2 separate regions of the Mus musculus genome follow, and region 1 is linked to region 2. Evidence: chromatin contacts called from ENCODE Hi-C or POLR2A ChIA-PET data. All regions are on one chromosome and are shown on one strand. Each heading gives the region's core, a stretch centred on a gene start or an enhancer-like site at or near the end of the contact. The rest is flanking DNA. Distances are from core to core; before and after follow the strand shown. Region 1 has its middle 14 kb from the start of Gm20743. Region 2 holds the start of Dpt (dermatopontin).

Region 1 (5,323 bases), core at 1,497-3,996, 52 kb after region 2:
GGGTCTATGCCCCCCCCCCTTTTCCCATAACCTTCATTCTCTCCTACCTAGTGTTGGGGGGTTGGAAGGGATTAGGGTGGAATAAGGTTTAGAAGGGTGATAAATATAATAACCCAATAAAATAGCCCCAAAATACTCCTATACTTTGGCTTCTGCGTGGACCTCACCTGCTAATTAGTTATTGCCTATTATAATGACAACAGGGGTTATTGTCATCTCCTTCTTTGTCTTTATGGTTACATCATAAAAAGGTTGTTTAAAATGTTTCTGTAATTAACCCATCCTTAAAGGACACTCTAGTGCAATGGTTCTCAACCTGTGGGTCTCGACCCCTTTGAGGGGTAGCATATAGATAGCCTGTATATCAGATACTTGCAATACAATTAATAACAATAATAAAATTACAGTTATGAGTAGTAACAAAATAGTTTTATGGTGGGGGGTCACCACAACATGAGGAACTCAAGGGTTGCCACATCAGGAGGAACTGCTTTAAAAGGTCGCAGTGACAGGAAGGCTGAGAACCACTGCTCTGGTGACTTCTCTACTCTACATCTCTTCTTTTTCAGAGTGAAGCTTTTTAAAATAATTTTCTCTGTTTCCTCCACTTCAACTTAAAACCATCAAACCACCTCAGTTTGAATAAAATGAATTCTGTGTTACCTAAACCACATGAACTTAGCCCCAACAGACCTCATCCATCACACCTGAGATGTTTTCTCTTTATCGCAAACTCAAAATATTAAACATTAAATTTTCTGTGTTTCTCTCTGTCTCAGGAAGGGCTCCACCAGTTTCTGTGTCTGGACTCTTCTTGTAACTGTCAATCTTATAACTGTCTCTGTCAATCTGTCCTTGCCTGGCTAAAATCATTCTCTCTGCGTCACTATGTCTGTTGTGCCTAGCTTCATGAATATCAATAAGCTAGACCCCATTTTCCTCCTCTCTGTCTAATGCTTCTAGCCAGCATACAGCATTCCAGCCATATGGAGCCTTGAAAAACCTCTGTATTCTCCTGGTTCTAAAGTGTATGCTCTTCCTTTCCCAGACAGCTCCCAATACCCTAACAGATCTTCTCTGAGCAACCCAGAAAGCTGCAGACTTGCCCTGAAGTCCCACATCTTCAATTTATTCTTATCAACAAGCATATGCTGAATAGTAGTTATTTTATGGCCCTGGAATGTGTTTCATTTGTAGATATCTACCTAGTACCTAGGGCAGCAACATGATCACTGTTGTTTATATTAAGTACAAAGTTGAGTACAAACTGGTAAAAATGTGCACTATAAGGTTATGCATTTAGGGCTATCTCTGATGGTTTGAATATGCTTGGCTCGTGGACGTGGCACTATTAGGAGGTGTGACCTTGTTGAAGGAAGTGTGTCACTGTGTAGGCAGGATTTGAGGTCTCCTAGTGCTCAAGCTCCACCCAGTGCAGAAGAGACCCTCCTCCTCACTGTCTGCCAAAGACAGTCTCTTCCTGGCTGCATTCAGATCAATATATAGAGCTCTCAGCTCTTCTAACACCATGTCTGCCTGCAGGTTGCCATGCTTCCTGCCATGATGATAATGGACTGAACCTCTGAAACTGTAAGCCAGCCCCAATTAAATGTTTTCTTTTCTAAGACTTGCCTTGGTCATGGTGTCTCTTCACAGCAATAAAACCCTAAGTAAGATACCACCTTATCAAATTGTCTTTAGTCTGATGGCTTAAAACAGCAGAAGTATGCTCATTCATAGTCCTAAAGGCTGGAAACGCCAATAGAACTACTCTTTTTTGAAGAGGACAGAGGAACAATGTTTGTTCTGAGTGGACACTGGTCAACCCACTATATTTTGTCCTCTTACCTCCTAACTCATATCTGTCCCCATGAAAAATGTATTCTCTCTATCACACCATTCCTGTCTTAGCAAGGGTTTATTGCTGTGATGAAACACCGTGACCAAAAGCAAAGTGAGGAGGGAAAGATTATTTGGCTTTCATTTCCATATCAGAGTCTACCACTGAAAGAAGTCAGGACAGGAACTAGAAGTCAGGAGCTGATGCAGAGGCCATGGAGAAGTGCTACTTCCAAGCTTGTCTATCATGGCTTACTCAGCCTGCTTTTTTATAGAGCCCAGGACCCCAGCCTAAGGATGACTCCCAAAGGGCTGGACCCTCCTCAGTTGATCACTAATTAAGAAAATGCCCTACAGATGGATCTTACAGAGGCATTTTCTCAATTGAGGTTTCCTCCTTTTAGATGACTCCAGTTTGTATCAAGTTAATGCCAAACTAGCCAGTGCAATCCCCAAACTTTTTAATACTCTACAAATCTAAATACAAAATTTTTTCCAAATAACCTCTCAAAAGCCCTCACTCTAACCACCTAGATCACCTAAGTCACATATAGATGACACTCTGGGTACACTTCACTTTGAATGTAGGGAGAATTCTCCTATGATGGACTGATGAACCAGAAAACAAGTTTCCTGCTTCTAAAACACACAGGTAAAACATACATGTTTTCATCCCAGAAGGGAGAAAAATAGAAGGAATTAAGGAGCCTCTGGTCTCACACACATTCAAGACTAAGCAAGAAAAAAAATCCCTTTGGGTTTCAGGGTCTGTGAGCGCTCTTCTTTGGCTCTCAGATCCATCCGCTGGCTCACAGCTCCTGTGCCTGTGTTCTCAGTAGCTGCTTTATCATCCTTAGCCCTGGTTCCATGGCTCTATCCAGTGAGTCACTCCTGTTCCTGAAGGCTGGCGCATGTGTGCAGCTGCATAATTTATCATTTCGCTTCCTGCCTATATAATTAAGAGAATCCGAAAATACCTTTTTATTTTGTCCATCCTCTGTTCAATCTCAGACTGAAATGTTTCTCGGGTATAATAATCCTCCAAGAGAGCATAGGCTGTCTGTGTACACCAAGGGGAGTCACTCAGACAGACAATAGTTTCCCATATATTCTCTGATAGGACAGCCCTTCACTATTTCTGGCTGCTTCCAACATGAGGGAGTGTATCCATGAGTTGAATGCCTAATCTTTCCAAAGACTGTCCTCATGTGCCCTTGGCCGTCTCTCCAGAGTACATTTGCTTAACAGTGCATTTCTTCTTTTCAGCATTCTTTGCAATCTGGATAACATGAAAATCTCTTAAATCATCAAAGGCTAATCCTTAAGAGTTTCTTCTTTACTCTCTTCTGCCTCTCTTGCTTTCTCTACCTAGTAAAGAGAAACTAGACGGTCCTTTCCACACTTTGCTTGAAAATCTTTTCTGCAAGATGTCCAACTTCATCATTTGTAGCTTCCACCTAGCAAGACATGCTTTAGCCAAGTTTTTTATTACTTTATAAAAAATGCCTTTCTGTACTTTCCAATATGACTTCATTTGTTTCTGGGACCTGACCTAAGATTCCCTTGCATTTCTAGCTCTTCAAGACAGTATTGGATATTTCTTTGTCCTTTAAGTTTTCACCAATTCTTTGAGAATTTCTTTTTTTTTCTTTTTTTTTTAATTGGGTATTTATTTCATTTACATTTCCAATGCTATCCTAAAAGTCCCCCACATGCTCCCTCACCCACTCCCCCACCCACCCACTCCCACTTCTTGGCCCTGTCGTTCCCCTGTACTGAGGCATATAAAGTTTGCACGACCAATGGGCCTCTCTTTCTACTGATGGCCGACTAGGCCATCTTCTGATTCATATGCAGCTAGAGTCAAGAGCTCCGGGGTACTGGTTAGTTCATATTATTGTTTCACCTATAGGGTTGCAGACCCCTTTAGCTCCTTGGGTACTTTCTCTAGCTCCTCCATTGGGGGCCCTGTGATCCATCCAATAGCTGACTGTGAGCATCCACTTCTGTGTTTGCTAGGCCTCAGCATAGTCTCACAAGAGACAGCTCTATCTGGGTCCCTTCAGCAAAATCTTGCTAGTGTGTGCAATGGTGTCAGCGTTTGGAAGCTGATTATGGGATGGATCCCTGGATATGGCAGTCTCTAGATGGTCCATCCTTTCGAGAATTTCATACATGTGTTTTGATCATAATCACCTGCCTCCTCACTCCAAATCCATCCAGATCCATGCCTACATCCCTATGACCCCAGCATCTTGTCCTCTTTTAAAATATTAACCCAGTGAATTTAGTTTTGCTGCTCATATACTCACAGATTTGAGGCCATTCACTGAAATGCAATCAATCTTCCGGGGACCATTATCATAAAGAAAACTTAGTTTACTTCCTCTGAAAAGAATCAACTGCCTGTGATTCCTGAGCTATGAGCAGAGGCTCATGAACTCTTCCCAACTCCATGCTAAAATGCTGACTGGCTTGATCTCATGCAGATATTCTGCAGACAACCATGGGTGCTATGAGTTCATGCAACTATTGTACCCGTGGGCAAATCTTTCCAAACTAATCATTACTGTAGCTCACAGGATTCACAGCTGGGTAAGGCTGCTGCTGCTGCCCCTCTCTTAGCAATTCAATAACACATTCACATTTACTATGAAAGCTCAATATCAGACTTTTCTATCATGCCTCTACCTATTACCTAATTCCAAAGCTACCTCTGAAGTTTTTGATGTCTATTATAACAACATTTTGCTTCTTGGTATTAATAATATAATCCATGTCATTTCTACAAAGGGAAACATAATAGTTTCAATGTGATATGGAAATTTGTTTTAAGAGACTATCTTATGTGATTGTAGGGACAACCAAAGATGCTGAAAACCTTTGAATGGGAGCTGAAGCGCTAGTCCTCAGGCAAATGTCTTCTGCTGTGAGCAGTTTCACTTTTCCTCTAAGTCCTTCCCATTGATTAGATGAGTCCAAGTCAGATTATTCAGGAGAATATTTGCTTAAAGTGAACTAATTGTTCTCTCTGGCTTGAACATTTGTATAATAGTATAAAATTATTGGCTCACAAAAACAATTTATTTGACTACTGTCTTAGTCACTTTTCTACTTCTGACAAAACACCATGATCATGGCAACATATAAAGGAAGTGTTTAATTGTTTAATTGGTCTTACAGCTTCAGAGGATTAGAGTCCATGATGGTGGAGTGAAGGCATGGTGGTAGGAACAGCTCAGGGTTAACACCACATCTGCTGCAAGCAGGAGGCAGAGAGAAGCACACTAAAAGAATGGTTCAGACATATATTTATTTATTTATATTAGATATTTTCTTTATATACATTTCAAATGCTATCCCAAAAGTTCCCTATACCCTCCCTCCGCCCTGCTCCCCTACACACCCACTCCTGCTTCTTGGCCCTGGCATTCCCGTGTACTGGGGCACATAAAGTTTGCAATACCAAGGGGCCTCTCTTCCC
Region 2 (5,544 bases), core at 1,358-3,857:
AAATCTTAGGGTAGAGGCTAGACATAAGAGAATGACTAAACACAGGGAAAACAGTGGAGAGCAAATATACGGAAGAATTCAATGAAGCAAGGCTTGTCTGCAGTCCCGACTGGCACCTGGCTCTGAGCTGATAAAGCTAGCATCAGTTAGGAATGATTAATGCCCTGTCATTAGGCAGAAATGAGAAAAGCAGAAAGTTTCTCTGTGTTGGAATATTTTTAAGGCCAATAAACATCAATGTTTTGGGTTCCTTTGGCTTCCAGGAGAAATATCCTCTAGTAGTGGTGAGCTCCAGCTTTGGAGTTACGATGACTGAGTGGGATTAGATAGGCTTCCGGATTACTCTCTTCTCCCACCAGTGTGGATCCCAGAACTTGGGTGCAGTATGAGGACTCTCCCTTCAGCATGCATCAGACCTTCTGGGGGCTTCTCAAACTATACTTGGCTGTATTCCACTGACAGAGTGTCTGAGGCAGGGGGATTGAGTGAGCAGAGAGAGAGTCTACATTCTTAACAAGTTTCTTGGTAACAACCATGCTGCTGGTCGTAGAAGAACAATCTGAGATAATATTTAGCCCCCTAGGCTTGTAGACATACTTTGCAAACAACACAGAAATCCATAGTTTAAATTAGTTATGTATGTTAACATAAAATGCTTTATAAATATTTTATTTGTAATGTCCAAATGTTGATCTAAAAACATAACTGCAGTTTTGATAAAATGATAAGAAGGATTGAATCATGGAATCAAAAGACCCAACCCATACATCTCTAGCTCTAGTAATTGAGGTAAAGAATTTTTCAGACTATAACATACTCAATAGTGAAAAATTAATAATGGTTCCTCAGTATAGATCATGGGGTTATAAAGGAAATGTATGATAACCTACCTGAAAACACATTGCAAATCCTAAATGCACTTCTCCTTTGGCTCTTCTTCTTCTTCTGTCTGTTCTGACCTATTCTGGTTTTTATTTATTTATTTGTTTATTTATTTATTATTATTATTTAGATTCTTATTTGTATCCTTATAAGTGAGAGAAAGATGTGGTGTAGACTTGGGTGGGCGGGGAAATGGGAAGAATCTGGGAGGAGTTGGAGAATCATAATCATACTATGTTATATTTTAAAAATCTACTATAAATATAAGATAAATGCAAATTAAAAAGAGATACTCCAAGTGATTCAAAATGCTAGAATAGGTAAGACATTTTTAAAAATGTGTTCCATACCAAAACTCTAATGAAAAAATTTCTCAAAATCATTAGCCAGGAGACAAAAATATTCATGCCAAACTGCCGCTATACACCTATTAAAATGACCAAAATGTAAAAGAAAGGATAATTTTCTGGTGCCATAGCACAGACAGCTTCTTTTAAAGTTTGACAGACTCTTACATAGCAACCTGGAAATCAGTCATGAGTATTTACTGAAGCAAAATGAAGAAGAAGCTTTATACGAAAACCTCTGTGCACTTATAGAAATTTTATTCGTAAGCACTTATGCATAGTTATATATAAATTTTTACAAATGAGATATTCCACACGTGCTTCAGATGATACCATTGAACAGGACACCCATACTGTGGAACCCTTCTCAGCAATTACAAGAGGTCAGTGACTGGCAGCACAGTCGAGTCTCAAAAGCAGGGGTAACAGAGACTGACCCGTGTGGTGTGACCCCAGTTATTAACAATCTGGAACAGGCAAAACTGTAGAGACGAACATCCGATTGTTGGGTAGCAGAACTAGGTATCGGGAACAAAGAGGATGCAGAGGGCTATGAGGAGGTGCTCTGGACTATCCAGTCTACTCTATAGCATGATTTCAGAGCTGCCTGCAGGACTGTATGCTACACAGTTGAAAAGCTGGCCTTTATTTTATACACTTCACCTCAACAAACAGAAAAGTCAATGTAAAGTTTGAAAGTGCCAGCTGAAAAAACTTACCATTCATTTGAGCTTAACCAGTTCCATACTTAAGCCAGAGCTGAAGGGACCACTTTCAGCAGCTCAGGCAGATGCTGAAGCAGAGATAACGCCCCGCTGCTCTCTCCATGGACCAATAGCACTTCTACCTGAACGTTAGACATTTTAACAGTAGACCTGAAGACAGATCATCTGCTTCTACCCCCAATTAAAAGACGGACTAAGAACATAAAAAGAATCCAGGCACCTAGGTTTGCAGAAATCTAAAGGTTGAGTTCCTTTAACTTATCAACGTTTGTGTTTTGAAATCTCCGCCTGGATTTCCGTATAATTCTAGAGAGCTAAGCAGGAGAACAGCTACCAGATACCTGGTTTGCTAGTAAGAAGGGGCGTGGCAGAGGGGCAGCATGCCGAGAGATGAGGGAAGGATAGGTAGGCAATTGAGGGGGTCTTTCTCAGGTGTTTCTGAGCAGAGTGGAGCAGCTGCCTCTGGTCCCTCTCCGTGAAGTGATTCTCTGGGGAGATTTCCTTGATTTACATGTTCCTTGCATGTTCATAGAATTCCACCTTAAAACAAGCTGGACGCAAGCAAGGCCAGTTTCTCAGCGTGGAAAAGCTTTTGCTTGAGCAATGACACACTGCAGTTGGATCCAGTTCACCCACATCTGGGAACCACATGTCAGCGGCAGCTGTATAAAGTCAGCCCAGCAAACTGAGGGTGACATTTTTTTTGCCAGAAGCCGGGCAGTATGGACCTCACTCTTCTGTGGGTTCTTCTGCCACTGGTGACCACAGCCTGGGGCCAGTATGGTGGCTACGGGTACCCATACCAGCAGTACCAGGACTACGGTGATGATGGATGGGTGAATCTTAACCGCCAAGGCTTCAGCTACCAGTGTCCCCACGGGCAAGTGGTGGTAGCTGTGAGGAGCATCTTTAGCAAGAAGGAAGGCTCTGACAGACAATGGAACTATGCCTGCATGCCTACACCCCAAAGCCTGGGGGAGCCCACTGAGTGCTGGTGGGAGGAGATCAACAGGGCCGGCATGGAATGGTAAGAAGCAGAGAGTGCTCTAGAGATGGGAACATCTGTGTATGTACTGCATGGGAGAAGTTTGGTCCTTAAAATAGCAGGGCTCATAACCTGGGCACATCCTAAACTTGCTATTGCATGCTCTGGCGGGCAGGTGTGTACAATGTAGATAACATTGTAAGGTGAAAAACCAGGATGGGGTATGTCCCATGAAGGATGGATCTGGTTCTACTCCTTCAAAGGCCATCCCTAGGCTCAGTGTGTCCCGCAAGCTGGGTGTGTGTACGCAGAATGCTTACCAGACTTCCAAAATAGAGATGTCTTAAGGAATTTATAGAAAGTGGGCATCCCTGTGACATGGGAATAACACTTCCATTTTGGGATGATTTACCGTTTTCCAAAAATACTGCTCCAGGGTGGTTGGGACAAAATAAACAATTGGGTCCTCAGTATCCATATCCTGAAAAAAAAATATTGATTCAAAGTAAGTGATTGGGTAAACAAGACTGAGAACTAGAAACAAAGGGTCCTGAAGTTAAGTAGTGCTCTGCTGTTCTGATGAAATATGTTCTGGCGAGTTTTACTACTGAGATTTCTCTGTCTCCCTCTCTCTCCCTTTCTCTTGAATTTAAATAGCCTCTGTTGCTAGGATATAGTTTACCAAAGGTTTTTAGAGGTACTGTCCTGACTTCTGCCTTTTGCCTAATCATTGGAACTGCATTGGTCCCAGTTTGTGCTTCTCTGTGGTGTTTGACTATCCCAGCCCTGGCATTTGCTCAGAAGCCCATCTTAAGAGACAGGGGTGGCTATACTGGTCATTCATAGCTGTCCAAATGGAGCCCAAATTTCAGGGCTTAGGGAGATGGTGGAGGCTGACCCTAGGAGAGGCAGACTGAGGGAGGAGGTAGCCCAGCTGGAAGGCTGCCAGGTGTGCCCTCTGCTGAACAAGACAACTGCATGAGGGGCTCCTGCAGGGCACTGGCAGAGTGAGCATCTGGGATGGATCAACATAAAACATTAGTGGTGATACTTTCAGCCATCCAGGAGAAATGCCCTGAGCATACATCACACCACACACTACATTATCTGATCTGATCTAATGCTTTAAGCAAGCCTATAAATCATGCTGTAGGTTGGCAAACTGTGGTCTGGAGATAGGTGGGTTTCCTTAGCTAGAAAGACAAGATTTGGATCCAGAAAGTCTGAGCTACAGCGGTGGGCTTCCAAGAGCCTGCTGCCTCCACCCTAAGTGGACTCCTGTTGACAGAGCCAGGGCCCCAGAACCACACTCAAGCTGAGAGAAGGTGGGAACTACAGGGACTGGCCCAGTGTGGTAAGTGGCAGTTTGATTAGAGCTCTGCTCCTGAGGACAGGGCCTATCTACCCGTGTTATAGGCAGCATTATAGGAACAGAAGCAGACTGAAGAATCTGTAGAGGCCTCTTGAGCAGGGCTGTTAGGCCATCCTTCTCCATTCCCTCTGCTTCTGCCAAACAGATCCAAACCCCCTTCAGACACAGATGACTCAGAGACCAAACTTGTCTTGAGGACAGAGGACAGACCCTGGTGAGTCCCAGCAGGCAGGCTCATTGCCTGGCTTCAAGGGTAGAAATGACCTAGTTGTAACTGCCTGTCCAGTCCACCCACCCCAAGGGACCATCACATAGACGGGCCAGCTTTCTAACCTCTTGAAAGAGCCACAGAAGGACAGCACTGGGTGAAGATTGCCTAACCCCTAACTGGGGGCAGGGCAGGGGGGAGCCCTGGGGTGAGTCACAAGCTGGGTTTTGGTTCTGGTGCTAATGATAAAATGTAATGGGACCTTAGGCCAAGCTTCAGCTGTCTCCCTGCTGCTGCCTTTGGAAGATGAACCCTCAGGCTTTGCAGTCTCTACACAAAGCAGCCACTCACTTCAGCGTGCGCTTGGCTTTTGCTTGCATTCTCTTGAACTGTGTGTTCACCCAGCTAAGGAAAGAAGCCAAATGCTATTTAGTCTGAAACATGCCTGTTTGTAGCTGGTTACCATGAACTCCCAAAGTTGAAGAGAGGGGGGGGAAAGGAAAAAAAGGAAAAACGTGATTTTTTTTTTTTTTTGATATATGGGATCTAAGATTTTCACTTTCCTCCTTTTGACCTTCCCATGGTCCATTGCCTCCTCCATCTCCACCATTCACAGGGCTAGAAAGTCATGAACCCACAAAACAGCTTCTTCACCACCAGACCCAGCTGCCCCAGAACTGGTACCCAATTACTCCCTAGGCATTTTTCTCCTAGATGATTATGGCTTTGTGTTCAGACTCCAGTCTCAGTGAAAAATTTGGAAGGCAAGAAATTGTTCACAGGCTGGGGAGCAATTACGTCTCCCCGACTGGCTGCCTGTTCTTAATCTGTTCTGGGGAGGAGTTGTTGACGAGTTTTCTGCAATTTGGCTGTCTTGTGTAAGTAAATTAGCTTTCAGGTTTATTTTAAGAGGCAGGAGGGACAAACACAAACTTGACAATACAAAGAATCTGCTGAAGAAAACTTGCTAATGGGGAGCCATCTTTTCCGGGTAGAGCCATTAGTGCAGAGTGCTGTTACTCATG

The links. A loop is a pair of places that touch in the nucleus more often than their neighbours do. ChIA-PET counts read pairs that join two places held with the same protein, here RNA polymerase II (POLR2A).
Region 1: a loop to region 2 is called in a map of left cerebral cortex, with 2.3 times the contacts of the local background. The contact joins the enhancer-like site here to the promoter of Dpt in region 2. A Hi-C loop is called at or near these places in 1 of 37 maps with a recorded cell type or tissue (left cerebral cortex). POLR2A ChIA-PET finds 5 or more read pairs at or near these places in 1 of 5 experiments (embryonic stem cell).

The regions. Positions count from the first base shown.
Region 1 is chr1:164,846,088-164,851,410 of GRCm38, forward strand. No RefSeq gene overlaps it. Among named protein-coding and RNA genes, the nearest start is that of Gm20743, 14 kb to the right of the region's middle. Within about 2 kb of position 2,747, at least 1 of the 3 ENCODE cell types and tissues checked has a DNase peak (open chromatin) inside an H3K27ac peak, as active enhancers do; it is left cerebral cortex, where a contact is called at or near this core.
Region 2 is chr1:164,794,056-164,799,599 of GRCm38, forward strand. Dpt (dermatopontin) reads left to right here and starts at 2,608. Exons shown (of 4, transcript NM_019759.3): 1 at 2,608-2,981. The coding sequence starts at 2,677. It overlaps Gm32569 (a long non-coding RNA gene), which reads right to left. Exons shown (of 4, transcript XR_373663.3): 4 at 1,471-3,420.